Linked DNA regions of Homo sapiens: regions 2 and 3 are each linked to region 1. Evidence: chromatin loops called from intact Hi-C (ENCODE). Cell type or tissue: natural killer cell. All regions are shown on one strand.

Evidence for each region. Peaks named below come from ENCODE experiments on the same cell type or tissue, not always from the same donor. Only the 100,000 strongest peaks of a DNase experiment are listed, where the experiment ranks them.
Region 2: it touches region 1 in a loop (7-fold over the local background); 3 of 110 quality-filtered maps call a loop at or near these places.
Region 3: a loop joins it to region 1, with 4 times the contacts of the local background. A loop is called at or near these places in 3 of 110 quality-filtered maps.

Annotation. Positions count from the first base shown.
Region 1 is chr15:70,488,264-70,496,263 of GRCh38, reverse strand. No RefSeq gene overlaps it. Among named protein-coding and RNA genes, the nearest start is that of LINC02205, 14 kb to the left of the region's middle. RefSeq lists enhancers at 2,918-3,462, 3,874-3,923. In natural killer cell, a CTCF peak has its summit at 7,843; DNase peaks (open chromatin) are centred at 3,293, 3,803 and 4,723; H3K27ac peaks cover 633 bases; H3K27me3 peaks cover 1,351 bases.
Region 2 is chr15:70,296,397-70,304,396 of GRCh38, reverse strand. It overlaps LOC105370878 (a long non-coding RNA gene), which reads left to right and starts at 6,511. Exons shown (of 2, transcript XR_932424.3): 1 at 6,511-6,599. RefSeq lists enhancers at 2,702-3,203, 3,399-3,498, 3,519-3,588, 3,809-3,938. In natural killer cell, no CTCF peak of the experiment used is centred here; DNase peaks (open chromatin) are centred at 3,686 and 4,116; H3K27me3 peaks cover 5,996 bases.
Region 3 is chr15:70,019,639-70,027,638 of GRCh38, reverse strand. It overlaps LOC101929129 (a long non-coding RNA gene), which reads left to right and starts at 2,942. Exons shown (of 5, transcript XR_001751593.2): 1 at 2,942-3,012; 2 at 3,139-3,242. RefSeq lists a cis regulatory region at 4,451 and an enhancer at 4,367-4,536. In natural killer cell, no CTCF peak of the experiment used is centred here; a DNase peak (open chromatin) is centred at 4,268; H3K27ac peaks cover 808 bases.

The sequences.
Region 1 (8,000 bases):
GCAGCCTGCCATTTGAGGTTTGGCTGAGCCTGGGCTGTTCCACCCTGCCTTCCCCACAGCAAGGGCAGTGGCACACCCATTCCTGGCCAGCACTGGACTGCTTGGGTGGGCAGATCCCCCTACAGGAGCAGGTTTGGCGTGGCCCAGCCTGGTTTACTCTCCACCTGTAGAAGCTGCAGCTGGGGCCACCACATTAGGTCCAATGACCACTTTCCAATCTCTCCCCGAGAAGCTTCCAGTTTGGGCAGAGCCTATGGGCAGGGTGGGGACCATTCCAAGACGGGCCACTACAATAGCCCAGAGAAACACCACGTAGTACAAGCATGCTCCATTTTAAGCAAACCCTGTATTTGGAGCGGCATAAACTTGAAGTGAAGAGCACAGATTTGGTTTCCAGATGGCCTGGGCTCAAATCCTGGCTCTGCCACTTACCAGCTCTACTACTTATCTTTTTCTGTGTGCCAGTTTTCTCATCTGTAAAGTGGAAATAATAATGGTTATTCCTCTTGGTTTTGTTGCAAGAGTTAACCGAATGATTCTAAGGGAAGCATTGGCACTTAGTAAACACTAGATAAAGACTGTTCCAAGGAAGGGCAGAATGAGCACAGAAGGGCTTGTGAGTAGGAAGGAATGGGTCTGAGCATACCTTCGCGTGAAGGCAAAGCTATGTAGAGGGGCTGTGATGTAGTACACTGGGTTGCTGAAAGCTCAGAGCTTCCCTTCCAGCTATCAGGGCTGACAGGAGAGGCCTGGACCCAGCAACCCATTCAGCCCCGTCGTGATACCCTGGGGATTCTTGCTTCTCCCCCATTGAAACTGGTCTCCCTGCTCTCCAGAGGCAGAGAACTCCAGTGAACTCCCTGCAGGCGACTCCCTCCAACCTGGTGAGATGGGAAATTAATCTCCCTTGAAACCTATACTTAACATACAGGATTCTGTTCCCCAGTGAGACAATGAAATTAATCTGCCACTAATTTTCTGTTTGCCAACCCTGGGTTGCAGCATTTCTAATTCTGCTTTTCCAACTGTCTTGAGTCGGGTGAAACAAAGACTTAATCTCTTCTCTGGACTTGTTTATTCTGTCTTCAAAAAATGAATCACGCTGGCATTTTGCTCTACTGGTTTGGGGAAGGAGGGTGGAATGAGGTTTCCTTATCTCCCCCGGAGGCCATGGATTCCAGGCCTGTCTCTCTAGCCTCTCCCCAGCTTTCTGGGTGTGAGGGGATTAGGGGCCCCTATGATCTGTTTGCTTACTCTGAGTCTGAATGTATCAGTCACAGGGTGACTAACAGGCTGCCTCCTTGGGAACTGGGCGGGAAGGGGAGGCCCCTAAGTTTGAATGCCAATTTCTTGAGCGAGGCTAGGACCTGGGTCCCTTCCTCCCAGGGGGTGTTGTGGGGGAAGGTGGGGGAATCATGACCTGGCCCCACCTGCCTGCCTTTCTAACCTCTATTGCCAGCACCTAAGCCTCCAGCCACACCAACCGCCTGTCATTTCCTGAGCATGGTACCTTCCAAGCCATTCGCTCTGCTTGGCCTCCTTTTCCCCTGCACAGGGTAGGGCTTGACCTCTCTGTGCCTCAGTAAAACAGGAATAATAATAGTACCTGCCACAGGGGTGGAAGTAAGGACTAAATGAGAATCTCCCCTAAAGACTTAGAAGTGCGTGACATTAGCAAGTGCTTGATAAATGAGAACCAGGATTGTCATCACCTGACTCGCATGTCCCCACCTCTGGGACACCTTCCCAATCTCCCAGCAGAAAGATCCTTTCCTCTGGAGGCCCCAAGGCTCCCCCTGAGCCTCTGTGGAATCCTTATTCTGCTGCTTACAGTGGAGCCAGGGAGCATAACCTCTCTGCATTTCATTTTCCTCCCGCTGCGGAATAGAAATAATGATAGTGATGACCTCATCCCGGGTTGTCAGGAGGATTAAATGAGATAATGCTCATTAAGGGCTTAACACAGGGCACGACCTCAAGCAGTAAATCAATGTTCTGATGTGTGGTTATGATGGTTAATAATTAATGAGCATGCATTGTGAAGTCTGTCTTCCATCAGCAGAAACTCCCTGAAGGTAGAGGAGGTCCTCAGTCTTTCGTGGGACTCTTGGTGCTCACCTGTTGGGTGGGAACAAGGGCCTGATTCCTGAGCATGGTGGGTGAGGCTAGGCTGGCTGGTGGAGGGTGCCCACCTGTCCTGAGCGCAGGCCACTCTCACTGTTCAGCATAGTGTCCTTGGAGATACCTCCTGGGCCCTGCCTGAGCGAGCTTGGGCCCCAGCCCGGGCCACCACTGGCTTTGCTGTCTTCACTGTTGCCGATGAGCTGCACCGTGCACCTAGTAATGGTCACGACCACATCCCTCTCACCGTTCCCATCACCCTGAGCAGTGTCACTATCCTATCAGCACCAAGCCCCTGTCCTAGAGTGTCACCGCTGAGGGAGACCTTGGAAACCATCTGCTCCCATATCCCAGACTTATGCTTGAAAACTAAAGATGAGAGAGGTGCTCCAACTGGCCTAACACCACACAGCAAGTTGGAGGCAGTGCCAGGATTGGATCCAAAGCCTCTTGACTCCCACTGCAGGGCTCTTCCCAACACTTTGCTGCCTGTCCTTGCTTCACCAGAACCCCTGTCATCGTGCTGCAGAAGAAGGACACTCATATTTATTGAGCATCTACTATGTGCCAGATACTGTGTAGGCTTGTGTATTAGCTCAGTTACTCCTCCCAACACATCTGGAAGGGGTGATGTTATGCTCCCCATTTTACAGATGAAGAAACTGAAATCACTTGATCAGGATCACAGTAAGGCAATGAGGTAGGTGGAGTTGAAACCCAGATCTATCTAACTCTATATCCAGTGCTCTTTCCATTCTCCTTGAAGCTTCCTTTGGAAAGACTGGCACAGCTGGGCCCCAGCCCTGGGTGAATGGGTGGGAGCTGCCAGCCCAGCATCTTCATTCCTTTCTCTGCTGTGGACAGACGTGGAGGACCTGCGGACAACCAAATTACAGACAGTGACAGGACTGATGAACAGCCAGGCCTGCTTTTCCTGCTGGGGGTTTCCACTGCCTGGGTGACCCAGCCTGTGGCCCGCCCACCTGGACAGACAGAGTCCTGCCCTGCCCCGCCTGTGGGTGGGTGGGGTGGTAGTGGGCTAGGGGTGGGCTGGGGCCAGTGGAGCAGCAGAGACTAGGGCCGTGCAGCTGCCACGAGCCTCAGGCCGGTGGTGCCAGGAAAGGGGCAGGAAGTGGTTTGTGGGGAGTGGTGGCAGGGCTTGGGCTGTGCGATGTGGCTCTGCCTGAGGTTTCTGCTCTGGAAACCTGACTCATGTGGACAAAGACCAGGCTGCCCCACTTCCCCAGGGGGCAGTTAGAGCAATTACAGGCCCTGGCACAGTGAGGCCAGGGGGTTGTGCTCTCAGTGGGAGGCTGAATCAGGACCCGGGAACCCAAGGCTGCCCTAGGGGTTAGTGATTTCACCACTGGCCGGGTGGGTGGAGGGTGTATGGGAGGACGCGTCCACGCAGGCAGGCAGTGGGCTGAGCAGCAGGGAGGAAGCCGGTGGCCATGGGGAGGCCTGTGCTTGGCCTGTGGGGAGGGTCTCGTGGAGTCTGGAGTTTGGGGCCCGAGCCCAGCTTGGTTCTGACTTGGGGTTCTTGAGCCCCAGCTTGTGAACTTGGGCAAGGACCTTTCTTTCTCTGAGCCTCACTTTCTTTCTTTATCTCTAAAATGAGGTTTCCACCAGCTCTAAGAATTAGATGACTCTGCCCTGCCCCCACCCAATCAAAGGAGCCTACAAACCACAAGCGAGCAAAATAACAACACAGAAAACCACAGCTGAGAAGTCATAACTGCTGGAGACAGGCTAGGCCCTGCTCTGAGCCTCTGCATGTTTCCCATAGCCTTCCAGCAGCCCCGGTATGCCCCTCTCACAGAATAGGAAACAGACCAGAGTATTCCTGGGGATCCACGATGGGAGCCCCGGCCTACGTATTACAGATCGGTGACCTCTTCCAGGTGTGAACCGAGGATGCTGGCAGGCCCCACCTCCTCCCAGGGGCCCCCTCCCCTTACCTGGGTGCACTGGGGGCCTTGTCACCTCCTTCCCGTCTTGCCTCTGCAGCCATTAGAGTCACACCAAATGAGTATGGAATTTCTTCTCCTGATTGTATCGGAAAAAAGGAACTCTGGACCCTACCCTACGGCAGATATTCTTTTTTTTTTTCCCTAAGTTGTCCCTTACCTTACCAGAACCCCTATGTTCCCTACTGCCCTCCTCCGAACCCCTGTCTCCGGTCATACACCAGGAGGACATGACGGAATCAAAGGAGACTTTATAGACCAAACCAGGAGGCTTTGGAGAGTTCTAGGGAGTGTCTTCAGAGAGCAAGTGGCTGGGAGGGGCCAAGTGCCCAACTCTGGAACCCTGGCTGCTCCTCTACCACTCCCATGGGGGTCTGTGTGTTCCGCTTGCGGTTTTATGCGAAGAAAGTGTTGTCCCACAAAACACATTTCAATATCCCTGATTGAGTTCAATGTTCCCATTTATGGAATGGTGAAACTTAGGCCCAGGGAAGGAAATGACCTACCCAAGACCCTATAGCTGCCCAGTGACACAGCTGGGACTGGAACTCAGGGGTCCTGATGGCTGGCTCTGTGCCTTCCTGAGCTCTGCCCAGGCAGATGGTGGGGCTCAGAGTCAGACCGGATGCTGCCTGCCTTGAGCAGGAACTGCGGCTCCTCTTGGCTGTCACAACGTCCAAGAGAGACCTTTTGGATTGTGTTAAGCAGGGCAAGACTACTAAGTCGGGTGAAGCCAGCTCGTGTTTTTCTCTTGGTGAAAGTGGAGCAGTTCTGGCTGGAAACAGCAGATCTTCTAGACGAGATAATGCTAGCAAAGCATTTAGCAAGAGTTTCTGCATGAAGTAGGTGCTTAGAACTGTGAACTGAGGCAGAGAAACAGCTGTGGTTGCCTACACAGAATCACCTTCTCACTGTGTGACTCATGGAGCAGTATCTGAGAGGGAGGACTTGGGTTGAGGACAGGAGGGAAGGCCAGAATTTCCTTCAGACGCTGGTTCCACAGTGGCCATTCTCCCCTCCCCTCCGCACCTTTCACAACCCAGGGCTGAATGAATACGTGGGAACATTGGTTTGTGGGTGCAAAGATTGCTGAATCCAGACCAGTGGTCCTGGGCCCTATCTTGATGTGTCACCAGGTCTTCCCTCTGGGCCTCACTTTCCTCCTCTGTGACACGGACGCTTTGGACCAGATGGTTGTTCTCAACCCTGGTTGCCCGGAGAATCACGGGGGCGACTTTTAAACAATTCTGAGGCCCAAGCCTCACCTTAGGTCAAGGAACCTCTGTGGGTGCTTCTGAGCCTCTGTGGTTTTGATTCTGATGCCCAGTGAAGGGCAAGAAGCACTGAACTGGATGGCTCTGGGCTCCCTGATGGTTGGCACAGGACAGCGACATAGGACCTCACTAGATTGCTGTTAGCTGGGCTGTGCTTCTCTCGGCATGTGTGTGGGTGAGCGACAGAGCTGATGGAGCATCCTGCTCAGCTGGAAGCTGTCTCCCAGCATGGCGGACGTTTCTCTCCCATCAGCTCATAGGTGAGGGGCAGCGGCGGGTCCCTGGGTGCTGTAGGAAGGAGGGCACACCAGGGATTGGTCTCCAGGGCTGAGACCGCAGAAACCTTGTTCTTCTCCCTGCTGGAGAGTCTGGCCCCCACTGATGACAGCATGGCCCCCAGGGAACTCCCAGCTCTGAGGCTGACTCCTCCAGAAGGGGTCAGGCCACCCTCAGCCTTGGGACTCCTGAACCCTGGGTCCGTATCCTGATGGGCAGCTTGGGCTGGGGATGCAGCAGAAGCCCATGTGGGGCCAGCATCCAAAGCCAGACCCCCAGGATCCAGTTCAGGTTCTGCAACCTCTGGGCCTCAGTGATCTCATCTGTAAAATGGGGCAATAATCCACGCCCAATGTGGTGTTAGGGATTCTGATAGAGAGATCTTCAGAGAGAGGGTCAGTGAGCCCAAGCCTCAGGGACGGTGACAGGAGGAGGCATAGAGGCTCAGGGAGGAGGGGTCAGATGACATGGAGCTGGGAAAGCTGAAATTGAGGAGTCTTTATGTAGAGAGCAGAGCATCCCTTACACATCTATCTGTGGTTTTCACATGTACATGGGTGGATATTTTCACGAGTGGATCCCTTTAAAAAAGATAATTTTGCAAGGGGCCCCAGTTTATTAGGTATGGATAAGTGGAACTTGGATGGTTGGAGTGGGACCTGTCCCTCAGCTCCCCACCCCTACAGTGGCCTAACTGGGGAACAAATCTGAAACCACTGGTCTAGAGCAGGAGGACGCGCATTCTCCATCTCCTTCTGAGATTCGGCCCCGAGGAGATGGGTATAAAGTGCAGCAGAAACAGGGGTTGGATAGCAGGGAGCACTTCCCAGCAGTGGGGCTGGTAAGTGCTGAGCTTCTGGGTGCGCTGGTATCTTAGTCCTCCCCAGGCAGGAAGGGGTGAGCCATAGCCCCTCGAGGGCCTCAGCCTCCTGCTTCTGGGGATGGCAGGCAGGACCCCTTTCCTACTCTGGCACCGGGTTCTGGGGAGAAGTGGAGACAGCTTCTCCCAGGAAAGTGGGACCTGGGCCATATCGCTGGATCCTCTGAGGGGCATGGAGGCCTTGAGCTGGGGAAAGAAAGAACAAAGTGACTCTTTCTCCTTGCCTTTGTTAACTCAGAGTGCAATGGGGTGAGGAGGACACAGGGGAGAAGAAAGAGAGGGGAAGTCAGAACTGGGGCTGGGAACCCAGCGGGTGTTTGAGGGGCAGAACTGGGAAGGACCAAGGCCAGAGATTCAAAGGGAGCTGCAGGGGAAGGCGGCGTTTCTGCCAGCTCCACCTTCGGGATGGATCCAGAATCCACTCCTTCCCCCAACCTCCGCCAGGCAACCATGCACAAACCGCCATCCCATAGGCACCCTGGCATCCCTCCCTAACCAGCTGAACCCCCCACGTCCCCACTTCCCCCCTCAGCTTATTCCTCACATGTTTGTCAGAATAATCCTCAAGAAAACACTCATCCCACTCAAGGCCTCCGTGACTCCCACCTTCCCATGTAGGTCTCTTGCTTCATCTCCCACCTCTCTCCCCGCGCGGCAGGGCTTCAGGCTCTTCCTGCACCCCTCTGGCCTGGCTGCCCCTCTCTCCCATTCCCCAGTGGCATCTGGTCTAGGGTTGGCTGATAAAATAGAGGATCCTAGTTAAACTTGAACTTCAAGGTAAACCACACTTAAGTATAAGTATATCCCAAGTGGTGTAGGTGTTACTCACCTGCAATTCACATGTGGCTGAGCATCCTGTATGGTCGTTTGCTAACCTGGCAGCCCTAGTCTAGTCCATCCCCTCTGGACCTGAAATCTCTCAGGTCAAGGATCTTGTGCTTCTGGGCTATTGATTGAGAGAAGGGGGAAAGCTATCTTCCATGTATTTTATTTTAAATAAGTATATCTATTTTAAGTAAATTTATTTTTTTTGGAAAAATCCGCTTGTTTTAAGTGGGGTGTCCTGGGAACCATGTTCCCTCATCTCTTTCTTGCCCCTTAGTGACCAGAGGGTGGGGATGTTAGGAAAATTGGAAGGGATGGTATTTTAAGTCAGAAAATTGTAGGTTTGAGCGTAGCATCTGTCACTGATTCTGTGACGTCTCAGAGCATTGCTTTCACTGCTCTGGCCTCAGTTTGTTTCTCTCTAGATGGGGGCTAGGACTTCATCTGCCTCCCAGGTGGCTGTGGGATTCATGATGCATGAGTTATGCTCATCATGGACATATGTGCTAGCCATGTGAGGGGTTAGGTTAATAAGGCTCCATTGCCTGTGGTTCCAGAGTCACCTGGGCTGAAGGGTAGGTAGATGTGGCCTAATCCATAAGCTCCGTGCTGGTCAGAAGTTTGCTGGGCAAGTGAGTGAGTGCCAGATCTCTTAAT
Region 2 (8,000 bases), 190 kb after region 1:
TCCGCGCCTGCCTCCTCAGTGCAGCCATGGACTTACAGGGCCAGCTTTGGTCCAGTGGGGATGGGAGGAGGGGTCTAATCTCTCCTAATTTTTCTCTCAATACACTTCCTTCCTGGAGGAATCAAAGAACCCAGTCAGACAGGGCCTGTGTGGAAAGGTGGGGCTGACCGCTCTCTCACAAGTCATGATGCACATGCAGCCAACTGGGCGCCAAACGGGGGCCTGGGCCACAGTGGGGACAGGTGTGTGGGGTCAACTTGGCCAGGTCCAGTCCTCAGAGACAGGCAATGGAGGCCTGCGGTGGAGTGGAGGTGAGAAGCCAGCAGTCTGATTTCCACTCTGCTTTGCACTAGCTGGGTGTCCTTGAACAGAAAGAAGCCTTAACAGCTCTAGATCTCAGCTTCCTCATTCATCAAGTGGTACCAATACTTTGTGCTATGCCTTCTCTTAGAGGTGGCTCAGTAGGGTCTGAGGAATGGGGAGGTACTCTGGAAACGTCATATGGTAAAGTCATACTCTAGGCCTTCAAATGAGCAGGGAAAACAGAAGCTCAACAGAGGTAGAAGTTCACTTTGGTTGTCCTCTTACTCATTTACTAATCCACCTATCCACTTATCTACCTATCCATCTCATATTCACCCCTTCACTTATCTACCCATTCATCTCATATTCACCCTATAGTCATCTACTCATTCATCTTATATCCATCTTTCCATTCATCCACTCATCTACCCATCCACTTCATATCCACCCATTCATGCATCTATCCATCCATCCCATATCCACCCATTCATTCATCTGCCCATCCATCTAATATTCACCCCTCCACTCATCTACCCACTCATCTTATATCCATTCATCCATTCATCTACCCCTCCACTTCATATCCACCCACCCACTCATCTATCTGTCCATTTCATATTCACCGCTCCACTCATCTACTCATCCATCTTTTATCATCCATCCATTCATCCACTCATCTACCCATCCACTTCATATCCACCCATTCACTCATTTATCCATCCATCTCATATCCACCCATCCACTCATCTACCCATCCATCTCATATTCACTCATCCACTCATCTACCCAACCACTTCATATCCACCAATTCACTCATTTATCTATCCATCTCATATCCACCCATCCATTCATCTGCCCACCCATCTCATGTTCACCACTCCACTCATCTACCCATTCATCTTATATCCATCCATCCATTCAGCCACTCATCTACCCATCCACTTCATATCCACCCATCCACTCATCTATCCATCCATCTCATATTCACCCATCCACTCATCTGCCTATCTATCTCATATTCACCCCCCACTCATCTACCCATTCATCTTAGATCCATCCATCCGTTCATCCACTCATCTACCCATCCACTTCATATTCACCCATTCACACATTTATCTATCCATTTCATATCTACCCATCCATTCATCTGCCCATCCATCTCATATCCATGGTCATCTACCCATTCATCTTATATCCATTCATCCATTCATCCACTTATCTACCCCTCCACTTCATATCCACCAACCCACTCATCTATCTGTCCATCTCATATTCACCCCTCCACTCATCTACCCGTTCATCTTATATCCATCCATCCATTCATCCACTTAGCTACCCATCCACTTCCTATCCACCCACCCACTCATCTACCCATCCATCTCATATTCACTCATCCACTCATCTACCCCTCCATCTCATATCCATCCATCCATCCATTCATCTGCCCATCCATCTCATAGTCACTCATCCCCTCATCTATCCAACCACTCTCCAACCACTCATATCTATCCAACCACTTATCTACCCATCCATCTCATAGTCACTCACCCACTCATCTATCCATCCGTCTCATATTCATCCATTCACTCATCTACCCATCCATCTCATATCTATCTATCCATCCACTCATCTACCCATTCATCTCATATCCACCCATCTACTCATCTGCACTTTCATCTTTATATCCATCCATCCATCCATCCATCCATGCTTTGATCCAACATCTATCCACCCATCTATCTATTCTGCATCATTCTGTTATCCTTGCATCCAGCTATCCAACAATCATCCATCAATTCATTTATTCAACATCCATCTACCCTCTGTCCATCCTTTTTCTTACTCACAAAACAGTATCTTGAGCACAGCTGGTACCAGAAACACCCAGCTAGATTCTGGCATTCAATGATAAATAGAACCATATGAGACTAGTAGCTCACAGTCTAAAAGAACAGAAAGTGTAAACTAAAACAATACACCAAAAACTACTATGAAGAATAGATAAAGTGCTATTGGAACTAGAGGTGGGAGTTGGCATGGGGGCAGCACCACTGAATTTAGTGACCTGAAAAGGAAAGCTGGAGGGTTAGTGAAATAATAGGCTGCAGACCAAGGGAGCCATGGCTGCATGTTTAAAGCCACAGCATGGCTTGGGGTATAGGGTAGGTCCCATTGGAGAGGACACAGTGAGTGGGTGGTGGGGCTGGTGAGGCAGCCAGGTGAAAAGCAGGTGAGGCCTGAGGTTACCATAGGCAGGACTTATCTGACTGGCCTCAGCAGTGCCCTCCCAGGTTGGCCATCTGTCCCTGGAGGGGCACAGCTTGGCTCCAACTCCCCCATGCCCTGGCAAACCAGAGTAAAACTGCTCAGTCCTCATGCGTCTGGAGTGATTGGAGGCCCAGCCTGTTCAGCTCCGAGTTAGAAAGCAGGGTTGGCCAGGAGGCTGCCAAGGCCACCAGGTCAGGGCCAGGGTGGGGCTGCCCAGGGAAGGCAGGAATCAGAGATTTGTGTGGCCTGCTTGGAATTCTTGGTGGTTCCCTGCCTTGGGAAGCTGCCCCTGCTCATTTGCTGACTGTGGCAGGGCGAGGTCCACGCCCCAGGAAATTGGATGTGGGCTCAGTTACCCAGTGGCTTCCTAGCTGTGAGAGGGAGGGCAGGTCATTTCGCTTCCCTGAGCTTTGCTTTCCTCATCTGTGAAAATGACAAGAGTGAGGCAAGATGGCTCTGGGCTCTTCCCAGCTCTGGTAGTTCCTAGGAGACTGACACTTGTGTGCAAGTGTGTTTTGTGCTCGAGTCTTGCCTTGCACAGAGGCTCAGGGGTCAGGCATCCCCCCACTGAGCGATATGACTCCCTTCTTCTGGCAGGCTTCTCTCCTGGGCCCCCAGATCTTCTTGGGAGTGGTGACACCTTAAGCCATGAACCAAGAGCAGTCAATTCTGTCTATTGCCCTCTTAGGTCTGCGCAGCTCTGCTGTGAGAGGCTGAGCAGGTGTAAGGAAGGCTAGCAGCTGGGAGCAGGCCCCAGAGGGAATGGGGCTTGCTGGGACAGAGACTTGAGGAGGGAATCTAAGGAAGAGCCAGAGGTCTCAGAGCTGGAGGAGAGGGCTCAAAGGGAGGGGAGTGGGACATTTAAGGTGACATCTATTGGAGCTGCCTGAGATAAACTCTGCAGATTGTATGGTTGTGCCAGAGGCCTGCCTGGGGCCTAGGGATGCTGGTTTGGGGATTTGAGTTTGATCTCCTGAAGTTTATTTTAAACCTAGCTACTGGCTGAGGCAGCAAATGAAAGCAACAGAAATCCTCAGTCAGCAGCTAATGAAACATGCACCACAGCCACCCGCCGTCGGCAAGCCCTCCTGTCTGACACCTGTAACCACTTCATCTTCCGGCCATGAGTCTCTCACCACTAAGCCAGACAGTCCTGCCCCGCAAGGAGCCCTGAGAGGTGTCACCCAGTCATAGCTGGTTTCCATCTGAATGTGCTCTGCTGGGTCCCAGAGCCGTGGGCTCTCTTCCATCTCTTCTCTCTCAGCTTCCTCTGGGCAAGGCCTCAGGCAGCCATCTCCACAGCCAGTCAGTGATGTGCTGGGGCTCCAACCAGACCTTCCTATGCAGGGTCCCTGGCCCTTCCTTGTGCCGTGGCTGCCTGGGAAGCAAGCTTTAGTTCTAGCGAGAACAGAGGTTTGTAGCTTAATGAGCACTTACTCGGGCCAGGTGCTATCTGAGTGGTTTCTGAGTACTGCTCTATTCTATCCTTGTAAGAACCCCATAAAGTGTTTGCTTTCACTATTCCTATCTGTGAGGCTAGTGTTATGTGTTGACGTGGCCAGGCTAGAGTCCACAGTTACTCAGTCAAACACTAATCTAGGCGTTGCTGTGAAGGATTTTGTAGACATGGTTAACACCTACAATTACTTGACTTTAAGTAAAAGAGTTTATCATCTGTAATCTAGGTGGGCCTGATCCAATCAGTTGAAAGGCCTTAAGAGCAAAATTGAGGTTTTCCTGAGGAGGAAGAAACTCCACCTGTGACCCATAGCATTAGCTTCTGCTCAAGAGTTTCCAGCCCGATGGCCTGCCCTACAGACCAGATTTGCTAGAACCCGTGATTATATAAGCCAATTCCTTGATGTATATCATCTACTACTGGCTCTCTTTCTCAGATAGAACATTGACTAATATACCATCTAACAGCAACTGGGCCAGTGTGACACAATTAGTAAGCGGGGAGCCAGGGTTCAAATGGAGGCAGCCCAATCTCTGAGCATGAATTCTTAACCTCTGCAACATACTATTTTTTAATCAATATTAGCACATTGCATCCACAGTTTCATTTTATTGATGAGACTTAGAAAGGTAAAATAACTTGCCCAAGGTCACACAGCTTATAAATGAACGCACTGGAACTCCAGCCCAGGTTTGTCTGATTACAGGCCTGGGCACGCTCCACTATTCTCCGTGGTGTGCTGGTAAGTGTTATCAACTGGTTCTCCAGAAACAAATATATGTATACATATATACACACATAAGTTAATATAAAGTTTATTGCCATCAAGGATTGTAGCACACAATTTACAACTAATAATAAAATATACGTATTTTTTATTATCAATTTTATCTAGTAAATTGATTCTCACAGGATGCTTTTGTTGATACTTCCTAAACTTTTGTATCTATAGTTAAATTATTATTACAATTACCAAATAAGTATAGTTCCTGTGTGAATGTTTGCTGTTTTCTTTTACATTAATAAGTTTGATAGGAATGGAGCAATGGAGGCATGAATTTCATTCATTTGGCAATGACACAAGTGACTTATTTGCTGAATTAAAGAATAGTTTTTGAATATTGGAAGAATATGTCCTCAATTCTTTTTCATGCTATTTACAATTAAAGGCTACCAGCACAACATACTTTTAAGTATAATCTACATTAACATTTTCTCCATTATTTTCTTAACTCTAGACTATCAACAAAACAATAATCAGGCTCTGATTTGTAGCATTTGTCAATTTGTTTGATGTAAATATTCCCACCATCGCTGATTTCAAGCCACCAACATGAGTTACTGCAGGAGGTGTTGAACAGAGATGCTCAGTAGCGCACCTTCATATGGTATTTCTGCCATACATATACAATAGATGTAAACAACCTCAACAGCATAGGTAATTGAAAGATGGGATAAATAGGAAGTGATGAATTTTTGGCATTCATTAGCTTTGTTTTTGTTATAATGTATTTAATTGTAAATTTGCCTAAGTTAATTTTTAATAACTGTTTGACAACCAGCTCACGAAATTCCTGAAATTTTACCAGTCCGTTCATGAACCCGTATGAGCTTCTCCTGCACACTACTTTAAGAAGAGTTCAAGGGCTTTCTCTTTCTTGATCTCCAACAGGCTGTTGGTTATTTTCCCTCTGGAAGGACCTCTTGTGCACCTGTCCTATTGTCATTATTTCTTTCCATGTTTGTCTGTGCATCAGAGTAGTTTGTTGAGGGCTGAGATTATAGATTATAACTCATTCATCTTGGTAATGGCCCAATAAACCCATAAAGTTTTTTGATCAAATGCATAGGTCAGAGATTTTCAAATCTTATTTCCAAAAGCCCAAGAATTCTGCAGAAACATCTCTGGGGTCCCCACAAGCTGACAGGAAGGCTGGAGTAGCAATGCTCCAAAAGCCCAAAGAAAGTGCCACAGAAAAGAAGCAATCAGCAAATGAGAAGGAGCTCCTGGAAATGATTATTGCTAAAAATTATTTTAAAAAATCAATTGAAAGCTTGAAATGCAAAGTTAAGAAAATCTCCCAGAACATGGAGACAATGGCATAAAGTATGGGAGGAAAAAAATATTCAAACAGGATCAATTCAGGAGGCCCAATATCCAACTAAGAGTAGGAGTTCCAGAACAAGAAAAGAAAGAAGATGGAGGGGAGGGAATTATTGCAGAAATAATTACATTTTAAAAGTCCCCAGAGCCAAAAAGGGACACCGAGTCTTTAAATTGAAAGAGCTAAGAGAATATCAAGCAGATATAGAATTGAGCAATTTAAGAATATTAAAGATTAAAGCAGATCCTGGATATTTCTATGGAAACTAGAACATCAGCTCACAAAAACCAGAACATTGACTCTGACAAATAAACCGGAATAAGGGTGACATCATAATACTCTATAGCAACGATAGAGGCCCAGAGAATAATAGCCAACACTTAACATGACGCCCACGATGTGCAGGCACTGTTCTAAGCATTTTACATATGTAAACTGGTTAATCCTCATCACAACTCCATGAGGTAGGTACTATTTTTATCTTAGCTTATTTATGAGAAAACCGAGGCACAGAGAGATTAAGTGACTTGCTGGGTTCTAGGAAATGTAAAGTTAAAATTTAAACCCTGGCAGCCTCATGCCAGAGATCGGATTTTAACCTCATCACTATATTCCATCTCTAAGTGCTAAGTCTAAATGGCTTTGAACCTAGAATTCTACAGACAGCCAAACTATCAGTCAAGGGTAAAGGAAAAAAAAAAAAGTTATATTCAGCCATTCCAGGACTCAGAAATTTACTTCTCATGCTTCCTTTCTGAGAAGTTATTGAATGTATATTTCAGCTTAGAAACCATGAGGAAGAATGTTACAGGATAAAAACTGGTAGAATTAACTCAAGGATCTAATAATGTAAAGGAATTCCAGAATGACCTGTGTGCAGCAGGTCCAGGAAACCCTTTGAACAAACAAGAATAGAGAATCAGGGACCCAGTAGAATGTCAGGAAAGAAGAGAGGAATAGATTCTGAGAAATATACAAAAAGAGGCTGGAAGATATTAGGAATATGGTGAAGAGGCCTGTGCTTCTTTCCAAAGCAAATGAAATAATCAGAAACACCAAAAGAGAAGGAGGAAGAAAAAAACCTTTGATAAGAAGTTAATGCAGCCTGGGCAACATGGTGAAACCCCGTTTCTAAAAAGATACAAAAATTAGCTGGTAGTGGTGACACACGCCTGTAGTCTCAGCTACAGAGACTGGGGTGGGAGGATTGCTTGAGCCCCGGAGATAAAGGCTGCAGTGAGCCGTGATTGTGCCACTGCACTCCAACCTGGGCAACAGAATGAGAACCTCTCTCTCTCTCTCTCTCAAAAAAAAGAAGTTAATGGTTCAAATATAAAGCAAACTAAAATTTGACGTGATTTGGAAGACTTGGTAGAGAGTAAGAAAGGACAATTCTCTTACTGTTGATGCTGGAAGCATTTGATTATTAGAGGCACAGGAGTAATGATATTGTAACCATAGAGAAGGAACTATGATCACTCACAATACACTCCTTGGGGAACAAAGTCACATAATCAACAACATAAACACTGAGCCTCATTTTCATAGACAAAATAGGAAAGGCTTAATAATAAGGACAAAATAGAAGACAAAGATGAAAGAAATAAGAAATTGGGAGATAGAGGTGGACAAAGATGGGGGGAAAATAGGAATACTAATATTCTTATCTTACCGAATGGCTCCAGAAATAGAGGCCCAGAAATATTATTTACATATGCAAAGTTAAACAATAGAGACATTAAAATAGGTACAAAAGTAGCACACATTGGGCAGAGGAAGGGAGCTAGAGATGGGGCGTATGAATTAAGTCCTTCTCCACCGTGGCTGGTCATAAATGGATGATGTGAGGTTGACTGCACACCCTG
Region 3 (8,000 bases), 470 kb after region 1:
ATATGTGTAAAGCACTTGGCACACTGGCACATAACTGCTCAGTAAATAATTAAGAGGAGAAAACATGGAGGCAGGTGCTTTGTCTGAGGCTCATCCACAGGGTCCTGAAGGACCTCCTGGTTATGAGAAAAGAACCTCGAATCCTTCAGGGATTGGGAACACCAGCCTCCCTCTGTCATCCTTCCCTCCCCCATGATGCAGTCCTCTTCTGTCTCCAGCCACCAGGGCCCAGACACTTGGTTTTCAGAGAGAGACACTGACCTTCTTGAAGGCAGAGATGGGGTCTTGTTCATCTTGTACCTTCAGTGCCCAGTGCAGGGTCTGGGGACACCGGCTGGGCAGGGAAGGGAAGGTGAGGACTGCTGATCTCTGGCTGGGGATTTGGCCTCTCAGTGTATGGACTTTGCTCAGTGGGGGCTTATGCCCACCTCAGGGGTGGGGCCCAGGCAGATTCACCGTTTTGTGCTGCCTTGCCTTCCCTGAACCTTGCCGCTCCTCTGAGCGGCCAGTACTTCCAGGAAAGGCTGGTGGAGTTGTGGTGAGTGGAGAAGCCCAGCTGGAGCTCAGGTGGGCCAGAGTGAAAGCAGGAGACTGAAAGGTATCAGGTTGGGCGCCCAGAGCCTGGCAGGCCCCTGCCTCACTCCCCAGCACTCTTTAGAAGCCGATTCCTGCTCATGTGCCCAGCCACAAGTCCCCAGGTGTGACTGTCCCTACACTCTTGCTCACTCTCCAGCCAAGTCTTGTCTTTTTGAGGGGTAATGAATTTTAGGTCTGCAGAATTCCTTGATTGTCTGTATTAGTTATTCCCTCAGCATCCCCTCATGTTTTCTTATATTTTACCCATTTACCATTGATACACATCCTTAGGATCTAAAAATGAGGGGATTTAGCAGCATCAATTTTAAGGATCATCGACTTTTTAAAAAAGTAATTAAGGAATGCAAAGAGGAAGCCTGACCCAAAGCTGCAATCAGGCTGTGGGCTACTGGGGGACATGGGAGGAAGCCTGGTGGCCTCATCCTCCCATTTCTGAATCCTGGCCATAGGCTGGGCCTGGGCTCCTCAGGGCTCTTCCAGCTGCCACTCAGAGAGCACAGCTGGTTTGCTCTTCGGGCTGTGGCTCTGGGTCTGGAAGGAGCAAGAAACCCATGCCTGGGCAGAAATCTCAGGTGAGAAACTGGATACCAGAAGGGCTGTGCAGGGCCGCTAAGTTGGCCTCAGCGTTTAGTTGAAGCCACTTAGTTGTAGAGCAGGGAGAATGGGGGGTGGGGTAGGGGAGGGAGGCATGGGTCCCTCATCAGAGAAGCCTTCTGCTTTCCCTACACAGCAGCCAGCATCCTGTCTGAGCCTGCAGGGGAGAAACAATTTTAAAGTAAAAACTTCCAGATAAGCAGGATTCTCCCATTTTACAATGACTTCTGCTGCTCATTTGACCCTTGTGCTTCTGTGGTGGAGCATCTCTATTTGACAGTGATGGAACCTGAGACTCAGAGAGGGCAAGTGAGTGACTCAAGGCCACACAGCTGGGCAAGGGAAGCCATACGCAGGACTCCATCCACAGCTTGCTTTTGCCCCTCTACCCAGCTGGGTTCTGAGGCCAGGTCCTTGTCACAGTCCTCAAGCCTGGCTGGCACACAGCAGGGAAGGAAGAGTTTTCCAGCAGTTTCTGCATGTCCCTTCCCTAATGGGGACTAAGAAGGAGGGCTTAGTCCCTAAGCCAGGGAACTGAAAGTTCTGGCCACGGAAACCTCTAGATTGAAGAGCACCAGCAGCTGAAGAGTGGGCCAGAGGTTTTGCAAGCTGCTGCCAGGCTGCCTGCTTTCTGGTGCTTAGAGAGGAAGGCTGACCTCGAAAGCCCTCACCGCATCCATGAAGCCTTACAAGACCTGGCCTCCGGCTACTTCTCCAGGCTCACTACCCCCACTCCACTCTCCCCTCCACTCTCTCAGCACTGCCACATCGACTTCCTAAAGCCCGCCCAGCCTGCCCAGCCTTGAAGCTTCGTCAGCTCTGATCGGCTGGCTTGGAATTGCCCTTCCCAGACACCCTCTTGGCTCCCACTCACATCCTCCCTTTCCCCAGTCCCTTCGGTGCCTCCAGACCTCCTGCATGATGGGCCTGTTCCTTCACCACTTGCCGTCACCCTGTGGGGTGGGTGTTGAGTTTCTTCTTCATCACCTTGGTCAGTGCTGCATGTTACTGTGTAGCCCTTGGTTGCTTCTCTCCCCTACCAGTGCCCAGAGGGCATGAGCTCTCTTTTGTACTCTGTTATATCTCCAGTTCCTGGGGGTAGGCACCTGATAAAAATTTAGGGAATGCATACATAGCCTAGAGGCCAATTTCCCCTTTAGATGTTGACTGTCCCTTTTCTCCAAGTAGGGAGAGTGGTGACGGGGCGTGGAGAGGCAGAGGGGAGAGAAGGAGCAGTGTTACCAGCGAGTCTGTCTGGCAATGATATCTGCCTCAACCCCTTTTTGTCCCAGCGGTGTAGACGCAGGTCAGATGACTTTCCAACTCTATGCGGCTCTTGCCTGTCCCTCCATCCCTGCTGCGGTGAACCTCTCATCTGAGCCTCCCCAACAGTTTGTGCAAAGACTCCACTTAACGTTGGTCTGTTGACTGTCACGGGCATCTGTGAGCCTCCTGTGCCTTCTTGTTTAACAACGATCTCAGCTTGTGGCGAGGGAGTGGTGATGGCACAGGGTAGAGCTGCCAGAGGGGTCAGCTTGGCCTGGGTTCGGGCTCAGGAGTGCCAGCTTCCTCGAGGAGTGGGAGGTCGGTCATGCAAGGGAGAGCGTTGAGCCCAGGCCCCAGGATAACTGAGACTGTTTGGAGGTGGTGTCCCCAACCCTCGCTTACGTGGGCGGGTCTCAGCGGGGCGAGGCTTAGCTTGCCTGCTGAGCCCTGCAAATGCAGGTGAGGCGGCTCAAGCGTTTCCACCTGGACTGGCGTGGCGCTCAGGCCTCTGCGTCTCTCTCTTCCCGTGTATGCAGAGTCAGCTGCCCTGCCCTCGTGGGTCTGTGTGTTTGTGAGCGTGTGTCTATTCGTGCCATGAGTGTGACACCTGTGGGTGTGTGCTTGTGTGAGCTGTGTCTGTGTACACCCTCACATGTGTCTCTTTGTGGGGCTTTCTTCCAGGCCTGTGATTCTAAAATCAACACAACCAAATCCACACTCGTCGCTGGCTTTCCCTGCCCTGCTGTGGAGCACATGAACCCGGGGACGCATTCGGCTTTCCTTTGGTAAGTGAAGGCAGGTCTTTCCTCTTTAAAGGTAAATTCCAGGAGGATGAACACTATAGAGGAATTGTCCCGGAGATAGCTGGCTGGTGGCCAATTCCTCTTGTAAAAAAGATCCCCCGTGTCTGTGGAGCCAAGATGAAACAATTCTTTGGAATTAACCAAGCTAATTTTGACGAGCAAACATTTTGCTACAATGAAAGTTTTTATTGTAACACATAAAAGTCAAAACAACACCCAGTCCCCTTGGGGGAGACAGGCGGGTGGTAAGAAGAAAAACAGCGCACACACAAGCTCTAACTAATCATTGTGAAATCAAAAGTGCTCCTGGCTGCCAAATTAAATGCGACTAAAAATAACCGTGGATAGGAGCCGCTGAGGGGCAGCCCCGGAAGCTGTTGATTCTTTGGCTTACTTGAGGAATCACAAACCCCGAGCCCTTCAAGCACAAGCCATTGTGTTCCAGGGAAGGGTAAGGCCCAGACAAAGGGCATTTTAGCTTCTGGAACATTCCACAGGCCTGGGCCAAGGCAGCGGTGCCTGGCTGGAGTAAGGAAGGAAGCTGTGAAGCTGCCATTTCTATGGTGCCTAGTGCTCTCTGAAGCCAACCCCAGCTGTCCCATAGATCCCCACATTTGGTTCCCACTGGGCTCCTCTCAGGGAATCATCACCCCTCCCAGCACCCCCCATCCCACCCCTCACTGCTCCCTCCACCTCTCACTCTTGCCTGGACCTCAGCCAAGACCAAGCTTCTCGGCTGTCTTTTGTGATGACTGGTGTCTTGGGTTCCCCGAGGTTTACATGACCACTGTGCTTCTCGGTGTGCCCCGTAACAAACACCCCACATTTTGGTGAAAGAAGCTCCCTTTGGTGGAAAAAGATTTGTATTGAGCCCTGGGGCTATGTGTGTGTGTGTGTCACAATAGAGGATGAACCCAACCTGGGAGGAGCTGTCTTTACAGAGTGTGTGGTTAGCACTGAATGATGTCACGTTAAACCAGAAAGCATTTCCTGCACTCCTGAAGTAGGGGGTGGGACTTGTCTCCAGAAGCAGGGCTCAGACACTGGACCAAATTGAGGACTAGCTAAGAGAGAGACCAGGCGGAAGCAGCTTTCATAAGACATGCCCACCAGTGTGTTATGTCAGTTTACCATTGCCATGGCAACACCCAGGAGTTACTACCCCTTCCCATGGCAATGACCTGATGACTCAGAAGTTCCCTTTGAAATTTCTGCATTGACCACCCCTTCATCTACATGCAATTAAAAGTAGGTATAAATATTACTGCAGAACTGCTCTGAGCTGCTAATCTCTGCCTATGTGAGCGTAACACTGCTGCTTCAAGAAAGCTGTTTTCTTCTATCCTACCACCCACTTGCCCTTGAATTCTTTCCTGGGTGAAGACAAGAACTCTCATGGGCTAAGCCCCAGTCTGGGGCTGGCCTGCGCTGCATCACTCCTACTTGATACTCAGAACTGTGCTGGCCCTAAGACACAGTCTGGGCTTCCAGGAGCTCACACTCAGTTATGAGAAGGGGTACATAGGCACATAAATAACTTTAAAAATCTGCCCATTGTAAGAAGTTTGCAAACATATGCCCTGGGAGCCCAGTTCTGTTTGGCACAGTCAGGGCAGACTTCTTGGAAGAAAGGTCACTTGAACTAGCCTTGAAGGATCCAGACAGGAGAGAGGGGGACAATGTGTATTTCCTGGTGTTTTTCACTGCTTCTTCCCAGGTGAGCGTCCTGGGTCCCTAAAGATAGCACAAGGCTTTGACAGGCAGGACTCATTTTATCCTACACAGACCCCATCCATTCATCTCTATTTTTTCTCAACTCCGAAACACATCATCTGTCTGACAGGACATTTTCCAAAATGCATGTTCACTGCATACTTGGAAATAGGGTCATTTAGAGACAGATCTAGGAGAGGAGGAGAAATCAGCTTTTTTATCTGATATACTTACAGCAGGAGCCAGCCCTCTCTGTGTGGTGGTTTGGCACACAGACCTGAGAGTCAGATGGAACGAGGTCTAAATCCCTTTTTCTCTACTTGCTAGGGAGGGGTGTATAAAGTGGGAAAGTTCAGTTGATGCAGAGCAGGTGAGACCCAAAATTGGGGCTTAGCCCAGGAGGGTTCTTGGCTTCACTCAGGAAAGAATTCAAAGGTGAGCTGGGGTGTTAGACAGCTTTTTAAAATCCATGTGGCAGTGGAGAGCAGCAGCAGAGGCACTGCTTCTTGCAGAGCAGGGCTACCCCATAGGCAGTGTGCCCAGAGTAGCCCTGCTCTGCAAGGCTCGCCTGCCCTGCATCACAGTGTCCTCTCCAAACCTTAGCTTTCTTTTATGTAAAACAGATATCAGAGTGTTGACTTCATAAGGTAGATCCCTTTATTACTATTATTATTATTATTATCATTATTATTATTATTATTTTTGAGACAGAGTCTTGCTCTGTCACCCAGGCTGGAGTGCAGTGGTGCAATTTTGGCTCACTGCAACCTCCACCTCCTGGATTTAAGTGATTCTTCTGCCTCAGCCTCCCAAGTAGCTGAGATTACAGGTGCCCACCACCATGCCCAGCTAATTTTTGTGTTTTTAGTAGAGACAGGGTTTCGGTATGTTTTCCAGGCTGGACAGGGTTTCAGTATATTTTCCAGGCTGGTCTTGAACTCCTGACTTCAGGTGATACACCCCTCTTTGGCCTCCCAAAGTGCTGGGATTACAGGTGTGGGCCACCATGCCCAGTTCCTTTATTATCCCTTTTATTGATTAGGATATGCTGGCTTCAAGTAACATAATACCAAACAGATAATGGCATAACCAGTACATATATATATGTGATCTTAGTTGACAAGGCAGGTGGTTCCAAGGCTGGTGCAGCAACTCAACAATGTCAGTGAGGGCCCAGGCTCTCTCTATCCTCCTGCTGTGACATCCTCAGCAGGTGTTGCCCCATGGTCACAAGGCAGTCACCCTGGTTCCAGGCATTATATCCTTCCCAAAAGCATCACCAGCAGGAAGGAAGGGAGAGTGGGAGAGGGCCCAGGGCTCTTTTCTCTTACGTGTCTTCATTCGGGAGGAAAATCTTTCCTGGAGGTTCCCATTTACTTCCTTCCCATCTTGTTGGTTGGAACTGTGTCATTCGGCAACTCACAAGCCTATCACTGGCAAAGAGGAAACGGATTACCATGATGGATTTAGACCCATCACACTTCATCACTTGAGGCTGGGCATGCTGATATCACTTTGATACAGAAATCTGAATGAATATTGAGTAGACAACCAGCAGTGCGAGCCACTCCATGGGCCACCAAGTCTGTAGCTGGCACTGGGATGGGCACAACAGGAATGCAGCCATACTTGACACAAAGCTCCACATTGGGCTGGGTCTCAGGGAGAGGAGGAGAAATTATTGCCCACATCTAATCAGAATCTAGATCACAAGCCATCAAGGGTCATACCTAGATGCTTTTAGAGACACACAGAGGTCTCAGAAACACTACCCTCTCTCCAGCATCAAATGCCCCCAGCCCCACCAAGTACATGTAACACAAGGCTTTGCAGCAAAGAGCCTGCAGGAGGAGGCTGGACTCCCAGCTCAGCCTGAGACTTGCTATGTGGTCCTGGGCAGATTACTTGGCTTCTTTGGGTCTCGATGCCCTCCTCTGAAGGGAACCATACTCGCTCTGTGGATGCCATGTGTCTGGTGAAGGCCTTCAGATGCAGAGAATCATCTGGGAAGTTACGATGCAGGTCAGGGTGAAAAGGAGATTTGATTTGTAACACAACTTAGGAGTGGGGCTCTCGGGCTCCTCAGCAGTCAACAGCAGGTTGGACCTGGTGTGCTTTTAAGGTATCTTCCAACTTGGATGTGCTGGGATCCTGTGCCCAGTAAAGTAGTGAAGTAGTCGCCACTTGGATTCAGATTCATGCTCTGCCACATACAAGCTGTGTGACCTTTGGCCACGTTGCTTAACCTCTCTGAGCCTTAGTTTTCTCATCTATAGAAGTAGGGACATCTACAGAAGTAGGGACATCTACAGAAGTAGGGATACTTAAAAGATTGTAATGGTTGAAATAATGTGTGTGACGCCCTTAAGGGTGCCTGGCACACTGGTAAGTGTAGGGGAAACGTGGACTATTATTGCTGATATATTATTTTATATCATTCTTACAGCAACCTCATGGTTTAGCGATTATCGTCCCATCTATTGCCCTTATATGTGAGGCTCTGGGTGACAATGAGGACCTGTCTACAGTTCTTCATCCAGTACAAAGGCAGAATTTGAATCCAGGTCTTCTGACTCCTGACTCTTCTCCTTTCTACTGCACTCTGTTTCAGTCTGGAGAGAGATAGTACAGCAAAGATGGGGTGAACACTCAGAAGGGGGGGCAGAACACACACACACACACACACACACACACACACACACACACACAGTCTGCCCGTGCTAAGGTCTCAGCGAAATTGTAAAGAATAATAACAGCTAGTCTGCTTTTGTGTATATGAAAGCCTCCCAAAAGGAATTGTTCTTATCTCCATTTTATAAATGACAAAATGATGTTTAGAGAGGTTCAGAAATATGCCACACAGTTGTGCAGAGTCCTTGATCTGTCAGGTTCCAGGTCCCAAATCCTTGATGCTGGGCCAGGCTGCAGTAAGTCAAGCTGGTATGGCCTTTCTGGGTCCCCTCTGGCTTTCCAAGCCTCTTTTCCTCACCAGTCACTCCCAGGTCCCAGGGCACTTAAGCCAGCACC